Regions from separate parts of the Homo sapiens genome. Here region 2 is linked to region 1. A link is an interaction called in ENCODE POLR2A ChIA-PET data of the cell type or tissue named here. Cell type or tissue: PC-9. All regions are shown on one strand. Each heading gives the region's core, and the rest is flanking DNA. Links, peaks and the distances in the headings are about the cores only.

Region 1 (5,377 bases), core at 135-5,134:
AAAGGATATTTGTTGAAGACTCATCTGTTAGCTAAGTTATACCCAAAGCCCCTGTGTTCAAGACCCTTTATATTGCTCTGTAACAGCCGGTGAGATTCCAACCCGCACTCCCTGCATAGCCTGTATGCAGGTATACAAAAAAACAAGAATCGTGTTGATAATTTGGACTTCAGAGTTTTAGCAAACAAATACTGGACTGACTTTAAGAACTATGTAGAGCTCCTCAAGGCTATGTATATGCAAGGACTATGGTGTAATACGCAAGGACTATGGTGTAAAGATTCCCCAGTGGGAATTGCGTATGTGTGTGTACGGCATTGTTCTATTTGAGGCCACAGCAGCAGTCATGGGTTAGCTGAGTGCTGGGGGAATAACAAGTAGTAAAGATGGTAGGTTGACGCCTAAAATTATCCCCTGTATGTACGCTTCCCAAGTTAGAAAGAAGCTACAGACAAGTTTCCTGTTACCTGCCTCCAGGTGTCTTCCTCTTTCCTTCCCATGCAGAACTCCCCTGGGAGGGGAAAGGAAGATGGACAAGCAAGAAATGAGTTCCACACAAGGCGGTGGAAGATTGAGGAACGAGTGTTTAGCCGTACTCTCTTACGAGTGGCTTCCTTCCAGGGCACCAGGTGTGTCTGACATAGAGTAGTTGTTTATCAAATGTGAGAGGGCTCCTTCCTTAACCAAAAAAATCTCTATGTCCCCACTCAAATTCAGCACAATCAATCAGACAGGCAGTTATTTAAAAACTAACTTGGCACCACTGGGCTCTTTCCTGTCCCCTGCACCACAGCTGATCAGTGTCACCAGTCTCTAGTCCCATTCTCTTTCACACCTGAAGCTCCAGAGCTTGGGTCCAAGCCTGTTCACACTTACCTTCCATGTTTGCCTATGACAATGCTAGTCTTCCTATTCTTATTTTCCTCTTCTAAATCTCGCCATCTGTTTGTATCATCCTGTTATAGTCTATGTATTTTTAAATAAAATATCTTTAAACTTTTCTGGAAAAAAGGCTGGGAAAGGCCAAGCATGGTGGCTTACGCCTGTAATCCTAGCACTTTGGGAGGCCAACGTGAGTGGATTGCTTGAGCCCAGACGTTCGAGACCAGCCTGAGCAACATGGTGAAACCCTCACCCTACTAAAAACACAAAAATTAGCCGGGTGTGGTGGCACATGCCTGTAGTTCCAGCTGCTTGGGAGGCTGAGGTAGGAGGATGGCTTGAGCTCAGGAGGCAGAGGTTGCAGTGAGCCAAGATCATACCACTACACTCCAGCCAGGGTGACAGAGACTCTGTCTCAATAAAATGTTGCTGCAACATGTAAAACATGAAGAGTACTCCTCACTACTCAGGCAACTTCCCACTTACTGCTATAAACAAACATACAGACTGAAGAAACAGCAAGTTGTTTACCACATTCCATGCTAAATGCACTCTACAAAATACAAAACTTCCATTTACTTGGTTATTTCCTTGGGCGCTCCCAGCTGCTCGAGACTTTAAGGTCTGGATTTTCTCAAAGACCAAGTTGACTTTCCTTTTAGTAGCATCGTCATTATCAGTGCTTCTGAAAAAGGGACAGCAGAGAAAACAATGAGGGACACAACCACTGGTCTCAGAACAATTTATATGTCATGACACACACCCAACAGGTCCTTTAAGGAGATAATTTGCAGGAGCTGTGAATTAATTAAAGCCTCAGACAAAATCAGTGTGAGAGTAGGATGGATGGTGTCTTTTTTTTTTTTTTTTTTTTTCAAATAAATGATGTGTTACCACTCAATTTGGGACAGGGTTCCCACTTGCAAATATGTGAGAGGCACATAAACACATCCTCAGTAAGCTTGGAGAAGACACCCAGTGAACATTTAGTAATTTGTTGTTTGATTCAAATGCTCATGTCCATTCCAAAAAGAATTCTCCTTTTCTTTGAAGTGCGTATGTGTATATCTCTCTCACACACACAAACATGCTGTACATCTGAATCTTACACTAAGAATGATCTACAATGATCTTAATTTGTTTAACCTATGTTTAAAAAAATAAAACCCCTAAGCCAAGATTATCAGCATGGCAGCCCTTTGTCTGGGCTTTCACAGGTAACACGGAGATACTAAGTTTTATTAACTTCTACCACACCGTCAGCAATTAGAAGAAAAAGATTTAAAATAAACTTCCTTCAACAGGCACCTCCCACTAAAGTCTGTCTTACCAATGTCTCAATAAATCATGTGCCAAAAAATACATACATAAAAGAATTTAATGAATTTTGGCCAGGTGCGGTGGCTCACGTCTGTCATCTCAGCACTTTGGGAGGCAGATGCTGGTGGATCACTTGAGGTCAGGAGTTTGAGATTATCCTTGCCAATATGATGAAACTGTGTCTCTACTAAAAATACAAAAATTAGCCAGACATGGTGGCGCACACCTATAATCCCAGCTACTCAGGTGGCTGAGGCAGGAGAATCTCTTGAACCTGGGAGGTGGGGGTTGCAGTGAGCCAAGATCATGCCACCGCATTCCAGCCTGGATGACAGAGTGAGACTCTGTCCCAAAAAATAAAAAAAAAATAATGAATTTTAAAAGTCAAGATTTCTTCTACCTTAATCTTAACATGGTAAAGTCTTCCACAGGGAGATACTAATAACCAGTTCTTAGCTAGATTAATCTTTCAGGTTACTTTTTTTTTCCCCCTTTCAAAAGATCCCCTGTTTTATATTTTGAGCCTTACTATGTTGTTAGCTCTAAAACTGACAAATAATTGTAAGGCACAATACAAAAATATACAGTATTTTGATACCAATGAGGATTTGCCAAGTGGCTGGTTTTCAGTCATGTAGGCTGTAAAGCTTTTTTTTTTTTTTTTGTCCTTCCTCTTAATCACATCTGTTGAGAGAACTGAAACAGAAACCTCAAATTCCTTGCTCAAGTTCCAGCACAGTTAGTATCTAAGTAAGGGCTGAAACCCTGATTATTCCACCTCAACCACCAAGATAAGCATGGAAAGCACTGCTTTTAAATGACTCACACATGCTTTAAAAATAATGGAAGCAGGGGCTCTTGGCCAATGTTAACTCTGGGGAGGGGAGGTGTTTTTATTTGTAACTTCTAAAGGACTACCACATTGCACGGAAGAACTCAAGGTGATGGCGGACTCCATTCAAACCTGAAGAGTAGAAACTCCTCCTATCTTTGAATTTGCTTTTGAAATAGTAAAGGGTCACTTTAAAAATGTATTCATTTTAATTTTTAAAGTATGGTGTCCTTTCCTACACACCCCTCCCAAAGCCCCCACCCCATACCACACAAGACAAATGCCGTCACGAAAACCCCAGCCATTGAGTTTTAACCCTCCAACGGCTGGCACAGGGCAAGAAAGGAAGGTAACCATTAAAGCCTCGGAAAAGGAAATTAAGAGTCCCACCAGAAACAACAATACTTTGCTCTTTCAGAGGGAAAATCACTAACCCTTCTTTGAGGTAATTGTAGAGAATCTGCTTAGCTGTCTCCTCATTGGTTTGCTGAGTGAGCTCTTGCTGGCCCTTTAAGAGATCCGGTGTGGCCTGGAACATAAGGCCTGTTGTTAGACCATGAGGATGAAGTTCCCAGAGGCTTCCAAACACCAAACAATTCCTCCAGTGAGCATCCTTCTTAGAGCCAGTTACAACATTTACCAGCTTCATAATCTTGGGGAAGTTACTTAACTTCTCCTCGCCTCAATTTTCTCACCTGTAAATTGAGGTTAATAGGTACTACCTGCACAGGGTTGGTGCAATCCTGTAATATATAACAAACAGTGCCTAGCACTTAGCTACTTTTTTTTTTTTTTTACCATTTTATCAATATCATTATTTTTTATTGTTACTATCAAAACACTAAATGTGCCACTTAGATTCTCACTTGACAATTAACCTAAATGAAAATTAACCTAATTTTTCAGGCTAGAAATTAACCCAGTCACTCAATTTTATGAGGAAAATTAATATACCTACACAAACCTAACTATTCAGCCTCTGTGTAGAAACAAATTCTGCATACTTTCAGATTTCATGCATACACAAACAGAACAATTGAGCCTCTCTGTAGCGTCTGCCAAGTTACTTTACAGAGAGATCACAATGGGAATCCAGCTGAACTTCAAAGAACCCAGAAAACTATACAATTGGCAGTAGGACATCGTCAGTAGGACACAACTGGATCCTGAAACAGATCAGCTGTGTGATTCCTGATACAAGATTGAGGATGTGTAATTCCTATGGCCTCCTGCAGCATAAGTACATCATTACATTATTTAGAAGGAAGAGAAAAAAAACCAAACAGGAATCGCACTAGTGTTACCTGAGTATTTGAGGCCGAAGGAAATGTCTTCACGGAAATTTTCTTGGCACCAGAATCAGGCGAAGTTGCTGTTGCCCGGTTCTGTAACATCAGCGTAGCGGTGGCTGTTTTCACCTCCTCCTCCTTTTTACTCTGTGCACCAAGGGAGGGCGCACGGATCACTGTACTTTCCTGACTACCTTCGGTTTCCAGAACTTTCCCATCTATGTTCGGCTGGGGAGGCCTGGAGTGGGCACATGAAGCCCCGTGCGCTGCTCCCTGCAGCTTTGCAAAGGTGCGGCCCACGCTCTGTTTCCCACGGCGCTCCTGAGACAGTGGCCGCTGCGGGCACACCTGGGAAGGCCGGAGGAGGTGTTCGCTTGACTTGCCCAAGTTCCTACTGAATTCAATCAGGTACTCCGAGTTCCCTTGGAGGCCAAAAGGAAAGGCGCTATCCACGCTTCTGGATCTTTTCCTGTCATCTGTATTAATTCTGTTTCGCTTCCCAGACCTTCCTCTTCTCTGAAGCCCAGGTTTTTGATCAAATTTTTCAATTAACTGATCCACACCAGGAATTGATCCTGTATCAATATCCCGTCCAGTTCCTGGCAGGAAGGGAATATACCTTCTGTTTTCATGACGATTGACGTTGTCGGCATGGATGGCACATTCCTGATCATCCAGTAAAAACCTGTACAAAGAGTTGGCTGACGTGGGAGTTGTGGATGACGAGGAGGACCTCCGGGACCGAGCTCCATCCAGGACGGGTCCCGCTGAATCCTGTCGCCGGAAGGGAAGAACATCTGGCCTGGTTTTCTTGGTTTCAGGGTGGGCATGTGGGCTGTGGGCAGTCAGGGGCCTCCCGCTAGTGAAAAGGGCCTCCTCTCCCACCCTCTCCTTGGTGCAGCTCTGAACGTTTACACACACTGAGGTCTGCTTTTTGGGGTCCTCTATGACCACGGAGCTGCATAAACGAATAGCTGTCACACCAGATTTGGCCGGGTCTTCCAAGGAGGGACTGGTAGGCTGGGAATTGCTAGGTTTGGGAAAGCAAGTCCAA
Region 2 (5,377 bases), core at 312-5,311, 1.1 Mb before region 1:
AAAAAAAAAAAAAAAAGAGCATATAATGGCAGTATGCATGATAATAACATTGGCTAATATCTATTTTGGTTTTTGCCAAGTGCTTTGCTTCTGTCATCTCACTTGACCCTCAAACAAATGATACGATTATTATCTCATTTTAGAGAAGAGGAAACTGAAGGACAGAGAAGTTAAGTGACTTTTCTCGGATCACACAGCTAGTAAGTCGTATATGGCTGGGGCGTCGGCTCACACAACCTGACTCCAGAACTTGAACTTTTACATGTTTATACCCAGGACCACTAGCTTTATATATTCTAAGGAAAAAGTTGAATTGTGGAAAGAGATTTCAGTTAAAAAATGTCCTAACATTTGTGTAAAAATACACTGAAAACACCTGAAATATTCAGTAATAGAGGGATGGCTATGAACTAATAACAGCAATTATGATAACTACTATTTAGCGCTTCACTATGTCCCAGACATTGAGCTAATAGTTTCATATAATTATCTCATTTCTCTTTACAACAACTTTATAAGATGCCTACTTTATCTTCCCTCCCACATCATTTTGCAAAGGAAGAAGCTGAGGCTCAGAAAAAGTTAAGTAACTTGTCGTTGTCACGTGGCTAATAACTGATGAAGCTGCAATTAGAAGTTAGTCTGCTGATTCTCAGTTCATTGTCCCAAACATGTGATTTACTCTTATGAAGCCATTAAAAGCTATTTTTGGAATGATTTCAATGCTTATGAAAGAAGTGAAAAAGAAAACAAAAACAAAAAAACACAGGCTACGAAACTGTCTAGTATGAGACCAACTCTGCAAAACAGAATGCATAGAAGTAGGGGAATTCACAAAAATATTAACAGTGCTTATCTCTGGAGAGGGCAGAGTGGTCATTTTTATTCTCTTCTTTATGTTCTTCTGCAAGTTTCACATTTTCTGCAGTAAACGTGTATTCTAATTGGAATCCTATTGGAAAAAGAAAGAGCTTTTACAAGTATTGAAAAGGAAAAAAAAGAGAACTAGAAGTTGTGGTCCTTTGTGGCCTCTGCCTTGTCTCACGGGCATCTGTGTCCATGTCTTATCTCCCCAAAGGCCATCTCGGAACCACACTACTGCTTGTATCTCCACAAGGGCACAGCACACACTAGGCCTCCAAGGAGTACTTCACAGGCTCTCTGAGTGAAGAACAACATGCATATATAACTGCATTAAAGACACCAAGGATGATAAAATAGCTCCCATTTGTTGAGATCCTACTATGTGTTAAGCTACATACTAAGTGTTTTACATACATCATCTTTCTCCTCATAACAGGCTAAATAATGATGCCCTGCTGGGTAGTGCCCATCTGCTCCCTCTACCCCTGCTGTCCTCATCCACTCTGCCCTCCACTGCTCAGCTCTGAGCCCCAGGATGGGATCCCTTAGGCTGCATCTGCCGGGCTCCCTTGTCGATTGGTTTCTGGTTGGGTGTGACCACTGGAGGGAGAGGCACTAGCAGGAGATCAGGGCGGAGAAGAGAGAGGCAGGGGCATTTTCCCTCTGCTCCCCCGTGCTCTGGAGCCTGACTGTGCAGCCACTGCCCTCCCACGATTATCAGCAGCCCCTCCTCCATGGCTCTGGTTTTCCCACAGCTAGTCCCTTCCCTGGCTCCATCTGTCCTGCTGTTAGAGGCAGGGAGTCGCCTCAGTCCTTGTTGGTTTCCTTAACACTGCCCACCCTGTTGTAAGGAGTCCCACTTGCTTTCTTCAGCTGATCCAGGCCAGTGGAGTCCTGTTTTCTGCTGAGACCTAGACCGACACAGTGTTAATTATCCTGGTGAATATAAATAAGGAAGTGGAGGTTTGGAGACCTATAGTTATCCAGATAGTTCAGTGGAGCAGGATTCAAAGCCAGGTGTGTCTAATTCCAAAAGACTCTTTCTATATCGCCTGCTGTTTTCGTTCTGCAAGCTGAGTCTGTCCCTTGAAAGCAAATGGCCAACAGCCCCTGAAGAAAAGCTGTGGTTCAACACCTGCTTCTAATGAAGCCACCAAGACAAACTGCCTGCCAGCTCTGACCCCTTGACATCCATCCTGGGCTATCGCTGCCACAAAGGACGCTCTCCTGTCCCCTAAACGTCTGGCCCCTGAGCCGGGGAAAATGTTTCATGCCCTTGTCTTGGCGATACACTTTTTCTTCCCTTTTTCTTAAATTGTGAGTAGGAGGAGATTGATTTCTGCATTTGAGATGCTATGGTTCCACGATTTTAGGAGAAAGTGCTTGTGTAAAACCCAGGAGTCAGCTTTAGAGGATGCAAAGGCCCCTTTAGCTTGCACATCCTATGAATGAGAATTGCCTATTTCTACAACATGTGTCCCTAGAGTAGCATCTCTGCAGGAGGATGGAACGTGCCAAGGTGTGTGGGCTGTGAAGAGCCAAGCCAGCATGCTTTCTGAGGCTCACCAGGGAACGGGCTGGGGACGGAACCTGCGCTGATGGCTGAGGCACCCTTGAGTTTGCAGGAGCACTCCTGAGAAACTCCATGTCTGCACGGAGAATCTTGCATGACTGCCCTTTTTTGGAGAAATCTTTAAATGAAATTAACTTTAAATATAAATGAGTCTTTCAGGCTGAGAACTGGTTCCTGCTGAGAACTAGTTCCTCCTCCTCCTCCTTCTTCTTCTTCCTCCTCCTCTTTTGTAGAGATGAGGTCTGTATGTTGCTCAGGCTGGTCTCAAAATCCTGGGCTCACACAATCCTCCTGCATTGGCCTCCCAAAGTGTTAGGATTACAGGTGTGAGCCGCCACACCCAGTCCTAATTATTTACTCTTATTTGGATTTTTGTAAGTGTTTTTCTTTAAAAAAAAAAAAAAGGAAGAAAAGAAAAGACAATTTGCCTATCATTCTACCCTGCCACCCCCAGCACAATGATGCTATTACAAAGATTAAGGAAAAAAGTGTGAGTGATTTTGCCCACTTTACCTTATGACATGTTTAATAAGGACGTTAAAAAATGATTTGGGGAAAACGCTTTTAATCCTGTGACTGCAAAGAGACCAGTACAACATACTCCCAAGTTCTGGCAGGAGAAATTATTTCAGGTCTTAAAGATGAAAGGCATGAAATAGTCCATTGACCTCGAATGTGATCAGGGAAACTCCATTTACAGCAGAAATCTGAGGCCTCCGGAGAGTCTCCTCACTAGGAAAAATCCTGGATTGTAACCCTGTGTGGACCCTGCTGGTGCCATTTAAAAAAGAAAAAACTTACATTTTCTTTTCACAAGATCAGGTTATTGAATTTATGAAAAGAGAATATATTTCTTTCTATTTTTTGCCTCCCAGAAACAATGATTCTGAATCATTAGATGTTGGCTCTGGGAGATATTATGACTCTCTTTGCAAACATCAAAGAGGGCTTTTTTTTTTTCCCCCTCCGTGTATGGATTTCTCTCATGGAGATGGTAGGAATGAGACCTCTTGTGTTTTCTCCAAGCCCAGAGGGCTTGTTCCTAGACCCGAAATGCCTCTAACTCAGAGGGAAGCTGAAGATCATAGGATTGAGGGGCCCAGGATGGTGTTGTCCAGGGTGTTGCTGCCCAAAGAAGGCAGCCAGTGCCGGCAAGGCTGAATGAAAGTGAATTAACTCAGAGCAGGCGCGAGTGAAGAAGAAAAAGGGAAAGTGATTTTGTTAGCCTTTGTATGTAACACCTGTATGTGTCGGTATTTTCGTGGCCACATTTTGGTTTAACAGTACAGTCCCATTTAAGTGATGCCCTGATGTCACGAGACTGGATGCTTGCCCCTTTCTTTTTAAAATTAAATTGAATTTTTTTGAAACAGGGTCTCACTCTGTCACCCAGGCTAGAGTGCAGTGGCACCATCATGTCTCACTGCAGCCTTGACCTTCTAGGCTCAAGCAACCCTCCTGCAGTCTCCCAAGTAGCTGGGACTACAGACATGCACCACTCTACCTGGCTAATTTTTAATTCTTTTGTAGAGATGGCGTCTTGCTTTGTTGCCCGAGCTGGTTTGGAACGCCTGGGCTCAAGAGATCCTCCCACCTTGGCCTCCCAGAGTGTTGGGACTTCAGGTGTGAGCCACCGTGCCTGGCCAATGCCTGCCCCTTCTGTGGGGGTCTGTTGCTGCCTGCGAGCGGTGGAGATGGGGGAGTGTGTGTGTGCGGCCAGGACTGTTGTGCTGACTGGCGTCCTGTTGCCAGCTCTTTGTGCTGTGGGTGGAATAAGGGCCCTCAACGGATAGACAGAGCCCAGGGTTTGAGTCCTCTCTGATGCCTGCTTCCTTGTGATCTGGAGACCACATAGCCTTTCTGGGGCTCGATTTCCTCATCTGTGAATGCAGGTTAGGAACTTTCTTGTAGTGTCGCTGTAAAAATGTGATAAGATGGCGATGAAAAAATGCCTGCCTTCCAGAAGGTGTTAATCGGGTGTCATCTACTTCCTTCCTCCACACTGAACTGACCGGGGCAGGTTTTGAGACCCACCTGCAGGTCCCGTGCTAGTGGTTCATCCCCATGTCTATTCACACCTCTTCCTTGGTGCCCACATAGGTTTTGTCATTAGGTCAAGGTCACATAAGTGGTTGGCAGCAAGGCCAAGATTCTTGACACTCCTTATCCCAACCCCAAGCCTGTGCTGTCTACGACACCCCCTGCTTCTTCTGGAACTCTCCCTGAAGTCAGTGGAAACCTTCCAAAGAAGTAGCTGAGAGAAGCCAAAAACAGACCGACTGCCCGAGTCACAGCTTGGCTCGTCATCTCGCCGACCAGCAAGGAAGGGTGCTCTCATGGCTGCGGCGAGCAGCAGAAGCAAGTGCCCCTCACCCCCGACCCAGGGAGCCTGGAGTGCAGGGCCGTGGGTGAGGGGGCGGGGGAGGGGGAAGGGCAGCACGGGGAAGACAGGAGAAGAGTGGAGGAGATATGGAAGAGGGAGTGTGGAAGGAGGGCAGAGAGGAGGAGGCGGGACATGCAGCTGGAATGCCGCAGGAGGGAGAGGCACTCAGTCGAGGGCCTTGGTCCTACGCCGAGGCCAAGTGCAGTAAAAGGAGCAAAGGCTGGGATTCAATGCGATGCTTCCTGCTCACAAATTGTGTGACTTTGCCCTGACCGTGTCTCTGTGTGTGCGTGTGTCTCTCCCTGTCTGGGGGTTGCTGTGAGGATCAAATGGGAAATGAGCTAACGTGTACAACACATCCAGCCCAGTGCCCGGGCAGAGTGCCCCCCGAGGGCCCCTTCCCTCCTCTCCACCCGGTTACCTCATCTGACTGCTCTGAGGATGAAATGAGAGGAGGCACTGGCGAAACAGGATTTACTCCGTACAGATCCGTTTCCCTCCCCCTCCCTTAAAAACAGGCTCCCAAACTGGTAAAGGTTCCTTGTGAGAGAGTGAGA

Evidence for each region. ChIA-PET counts read pairs that join two places held together with the same protein. Peaks named below come from ENCODE experiments on the same cell type or tissue, not always from the same donor. Only the 100,000 strongest peaks of a DNase experiment are listed, where the experiment ranks them.
Region 2: POLR2A ChIA-PET joins it to region 1 with 5 read pairs; 1 of 35 experiments calls an interaction of 5 or more read pairs at or near these places.

Annotation. Positions count from the first base shown.
Region 1 is chr15:57,438,563-57,443,939 of GRCh38, reverse strand. CGNL1 (cingulin like 1) reads right to left here. Exons shown (of 19, transcript NM_032866.5): 2 at 4,339-5,377; 3 at 3,469-3,563; 4 at 1,462-1,567. Among named protein-coding and RNA genes, the nearest start is that of CGNL1, 65 kb to the right of the region's middle. In PC-9, for the core only: no CTCF peak of the experiment used is centred there; a DNase peak (open chromatin) is centred at 2,869.
Region 2 is chr15:58,552,019-58,557,395 of GRCh38, reverse strand. The region is part of intron 6 of LIPC (lipase C, hepatic type); the gene reads right to left. Among named protein-coding and RNA genes, the nearest start is that of LIPC-AS1, 56 kb to the right of the region's middle. In PC-9, for the core only: no CTCF peak of the experiment used is centred there; no DNase peak of the experiment used is centred there; H3K4me3 peaks cover 942 bases; H3K27ac peaks cover 2,439 bases.